Linked DNA regions of Homo sapiens: region 2 is linked to region 1. A link is an interaction called in ENCODE POLR2A ChIA-PET data of the cell type or tissue named here. Cell type or tissue: PC-3. All regions are shown on one strand.

Region 1 (2,500 bases):
TTTAGTGAATAATGTTCATTGGGGATTCGTGGGAGGCACAGATCCTAAGCACTTAAAAAACAAGTTAGGAAATATTGCTAGAAACTAAGTTAAAAACTAAATTTCCACCAGATGTTTGGAAATACAAGTTAAAATCTTCTCTGGTTCTGTTTACAATATCCAGTGAGCTGCACAGTCCCGTTGATTGTTTTGGTAATAGTTTTATCTTTTCTTCCTGTTGCCTGTCCCTCTTACCACATCTGCCTTGGGTTACCACATCCCCATCCATCATCACACTGCTGCATGGTGCCTGGCTTATAGTAGGGTTCAGTTCACAGAATGTCCGCTCTGATTTGAGCTAGAGCAGTGACCTTAGAAAGTCACTGAATTAAAATGTGTAGAGCTCTACAAGTAATCAGATTAAATTCATCAAGCATATGTTGAAACCTACTGTGAACAATTTTTGGGAGATCAAAAAATGAATTAAAGGTGTGACACTTCCAAGAAGTGAGCCTGGTGAATAATTGGTGCTCAACAAGTCCTAGGGAAATTATAAGATGCAAGCACTATGCCAACAGGAGTATATTTTAAAAATTATTCTGCTTAGCAAGCCATTTGCATGTTTTCTGGAACTGATCTTTCAGATTGGTTGATAGCTCCAACTGAGTCTTTGAATTTGGTCAGTTGCTACATATGCCTGTTAGTTGATATCAAATCCTGCTAAAATTATTTTCACTGTATGTTGTAAGTTCCTTTGATAATAGTGCTTAAGTGTTAGTTGCTCAAAATGAATGATTAATTGCCTTAGACTTGTAAATCTGTATATGTAACCTCATGTAAGAATTGTATATACAACCTAGGCCAGGCATGGTGGCTCACGATGTTTGTAAACTCTTACTTGCTCATGATGTTTTATCAATCTTAATATGGCTAGTGCTAGTAACACTCAGGATAGCTTATTTGAGCACAGTAAATCTCTGTCAGGCTAATGAAAGGGGAGAGTAGCTCAGAGTCCAAAATAAATACTCCAAAAATGGATCTTTTTTAGCTTGGAGCGCATTTAGTAGATTTAACCTGTCAAGTGTCTTGTTAGGTCAGTTGAAACAATGGTTTTAATTGTTAGCCTGGTGGCTGGGCCGTGGGAGAGACACTTGCTAATATGTTGAGTGGTGGATGGAAATAAGCCCAGGATTATAACTTAGTCAGAGGGATCTTTGAAACAGGTTACACTGGAGAGGTGTCCACTGACTCTATGTGTGTGCTGCATTCCAGGCTTTTCTGAATAAACTGTGTGGAAGAAATATTTTCCTGATGGTTGCCAGTCATTTGACAATTTAAAGTTTCGGCAAGACTAAGTCTTTAAAGCCAAAATGACCTGTAGCGTTCTAGGTCCTTAGGATGGTGCCTACTACCTGGTGTGGAATCTTTGGTATTTCCCTGCTTCCATTGACAGACTTGTCCCAGTGTACTTCTGTCAACAGATGAGTACTTTTTATGTTATTTTTTTATGGTGATAAAACACAGTAAAATTAAATACACCTGAAGTTCTTTGCCAAATAAAGCACACTTTGAGCACATTGATTTATTTATGTATTTCTCTCCACCTTTATTGACACATAAAAATTGCATATATTGGCTGGGTGTGGTGGCTTACGCCTGTAATTCCAACACTTTGGGAGGCTGAGGCACGTGGATCACCTGAGGTTGGGGGTTCGAGACCAGTCTGACCAACATGAAGAAACCCCATCTCTACTAAAAATACAAAATTAGCTGGGCGTGGTGGCACATGCCTGTAATCCCAGCTACTCAGGAGGCTGAGGCAGGAGAATTGCTTGAATCCGGGAGGCAGAGGTTGTGGTGAGGTGAGATCGCACCATCACACTCCAGCCTGGATGACAAGAGCAAAACTGCGTGTCAGAAGAAAAAAGAAATGCATATATTTAAGGTGTACCACATAATGTTTTGATATATAAAAGGTCCTTATCCTTTTTTTTTCTTTTGAGACAGAGTCTCACTTTGTCACTCAGGCTGGAGTGCAGTGGCGTGATCTTGGCTCACTGCAAACTCTGCCTCCTGGGTTCAAGTGATTCTCCTGCCTCAGCCTCCCAAGTAGCTGGGACTACAGGCACCCGCCACCTTGCCCTGTTGGCCAGGCTGATTTTGAACTCCTGACCTCAGGTGATCTGCCCTCCTTGGCCTCCCAAAGTGCTGGGATTATAGACATGAGCCACTGTGCCCGGCCCTTGCCCATTTTTTAATTGGGTTATTTGTTTTTTTGTTGTTGAGTTGTATGAGTTCCTTTTATATTTTGGATAATAACATCTTGTCAGACAGATGGTCTGCAAATATTTTCTCCCATTCTGTAGGTTGCCTTTTCATTTTGTTGCTTGTTTCTTTGTTACATAGAAACATTTTAGTTGCATGTAGTCCCACTTACTTATTTTTGCTTTTATTGCTGGTCTTCTTGGTGTCACATAAAAAATCATTGCCAAGACTAATGTCATGGAGCTTTTCTCCTATG
Region 2 (2,500 bases), 200 kb before region 1:
CATAGTGATGTTTTGGTCAATAACAGATCACATATATGACTGTAGTCCCATAAGATTAAAATACTGTCTTCTTTTTTTTCTTTTCTTTTTTTTTTTTTTCAGACGGAGTGTCACTCTGTCGCCCAGGCCGGAGTGCAGTGGCTGCGATCTCGGCTCACTGCAACCTCCGCCTCCTGGGTTCAAGCGATTCTCCTGCCTCAGCCTCCTGAGTAGCTGGGATTACAGGCGTGCATCACCACACCCGGCTAATTTTTTGTATTTTTAGTAGAGATGGGGTTTCACCATGTTGGTCAGGCTGGTCTCGAACTCCTCACCTCCTGACCTCATGATCGATCCACCTGCCTCGGCCTCCCAAAGTGCTGGGATTACAGGCGTGAGCCACCGCACCCAGCCTTCTTTATTTTATGTATTTTTTTTTTTTTTTGAGACACAGTCTCACTGTGTCACCCAGGCTGGAGTGCAGTGGAGCAATCTTGGCTCTCTGCAGCCAAGATACAGGCAATTCTCCTGCCTCGGCCTCCTGAGTAGCTGAGACTATAGGCGCACACCACCATACTTGGCTAATTTTTGTATTTTTAGTAGAAATGGGGTTTCACCATGTTGGCCAGACTGGTCTTGAACTCCTGGTCTCAAGTGATCCACCCACCTTGGCCTCCCAAAGTGTTGCGATTACAAGCATGAGCCAACACCTGGCCCTGTATTTTCACTCTACCTTTTCTATGTTTAGAGATGTTTAGATACACAGATACAGATACTTACCATTGTGTTACAGTTGCCTGCAGCATTCAGTACAGTAACATGCTGTACAGGTTTGTAGCCTGGGAGCAATAGACTATACCATCCGTATAGCCTAGGTGTGTAGAAGGCTATACCATCCAGGCCTGTATGAGTACACTCTATGATGTTCATACAACAGTGAAATCCCTTAACGACACATTTCTCAGAACTTATCCCTATTGTTAGTAGGTGCATGACTGTACTAACTTGCACCTTTGTCATTGCATCATTGGGCTGTTCCTGTGCTGCCCAGTTTTTGGCTAGCTTGTGCCCAAGCAGAGCATCCTTACCAATTCTTACACTCCCCAATCTTGGCTTCCCTTGTTCTTTTTCACCCAGTTCCCTTTTCACCCAGACTGCAGCTGCTTTTATTTCTGGTCTGTGTACTATTCCTCAGTTCTTTCCTTTCAGAGGCTAGACCTTTGGACAGCTTTGAATGTCCTAAGGGACATTTGTGGCCTCTTTATTTGTAAGAGATCCTTTTCAGAAAGAAAACCAATGTTTTTATTAAAACGTTGCTATTACTGACAACCACATTTATTGAGCAACTTCTTGTCCAAAACACTACATGTAATATATTTAATCCACACAGTAAAATATATTAATTAATTGAGCAATTCTGAAAAATTGGTAGCATGAGAAGAGAAACCCAGAGTGGCTAAATCACTTGCCTGGGAGCTAATCCCTGGTAACTGGTAGAGCTGAGCTGTAAGCCCAGGCTCATCCCGCTTCCAAGCTAGAGCTTTCACCATTGCACTGTGCACACACCCGTCTCCTTCTCCCTTCTGTCCCTCATGAGTACACACAGACCCATAATTTTAGCAAATACGTCAGTGGCCAGAGATGCCACAACCTAGCTTTTACTTAATTTTTGTAGCCTTGTTTACCTTAAAGAAAAAAAAAATTAATTAAAATTTAAATTCTCCAACAAATCCTTATACTGTACTCTACATGAGTAGTGGCAATCAGAGTCATCCCATATCAATATTAGAAGCGATAACGCTGAATGTTTCTATAAGTCTTAGAGAGTTAGAATTTGGGAAGCTGAGGAGGTTTTGTTGCCTGGAAACCATAGGTGAAGACCGGTATGCATAGAAATTCTTGAGAGTATGCTAGTCCAGGAAGCAGGAAATCTTAAAATTTTTACATCATACGGAAATGGCTAGAAGCAAACCCTGTGAGTATGAAAAATAAAATTATCAGCTTAGATCTTACAAAACAAAAAGACAAGAAGCTACTGGTAGAATTGGAAGCATTGGATAATTTTGTAATAGTTCCAGAACTTACTAAATTTTGCTTCTCTTCCCTTCAGCTTGGTGATAATGACAAATTGTAGGAAAGCTGGTTAGTATATAACTTAAGCTAATGAATAATCGTGATTGAGTTAGCATCAGTCTTTTCACTGAATTCTTAAGCTGGGCTGCCTTGATTAAGACATAGTAATTTAGATTGAGCAACCCACTAATACTTTTCCTTTTATAAGTCACATCTAATACGAATACTAATCCGTATTTTAAAAATACTTTCGTTTGGTAGGAAAGTGGGTTGCAAACCAAAATCACAAATAAGCCTTATGGTTTGTTTTTTTCCTCTTGGTTGTCTCTGATTTTTAATGGTTGGAGAGTAGTGTATATTGTTGATATAAACAAAATAAATATATGAATTTATATTCTAGGAGAAAATTTAGCCACATAGAAATAAACGTATATAATGTCAGGTTTTT

What was found. ChIA-PET counts read pairs that join two places held together with the same protein. Peaks named below come from ENCODE experiments on the same cell type or tissue, not always from the same donor. Only the 100,000 strongest peaks of a DNase experiment are listed, where the experiment ranks them.
Region 2: POLR2A ChIA-PET joins it to region 1 with 5 read pairs; 3 of 35 experiments call an interaction of 5 or more read pairs at or near these places.

Annotation. Positions count from the first base shown.
Region 1 is chr14:52,690,180-52,692,679 of GRCh38, reverse strand. All of the region lies in intron 1 of ERO1A (endoplasmic reticulum oxidoreductase 1 alpha), which reads left to right. Among named protein-coding and RNA genes, the nearest start is that of ERO1A, 4.1 kb to the left of the region's middle. In PC-3, no CTCF peak of the experiment used is centred here; a DNase peak (open chromatin) is centred at 1,309; H3K4me3 peaks cover 1,583 bases; H3K27ac peaks cover 1,396 bases.
Region 2 is chr14:52,888,044-52,890,543 of GRCh38, reverse strand. The region is part of intron 4 of FERMT2 (FERM domain containing kindlin 2); the gene reads left to right. The region is part of intron 1 of LOC105370500 (a long non-coding RNA gene); the gene reads right to left. Among named protein-coding and RNA genes, the nearest start is that of FERMT2, 62 kb to the left of the region's middle. In PC-3, no CTCF peak of the experiment used is centred here; no DNase peak of the experiment used is centred here.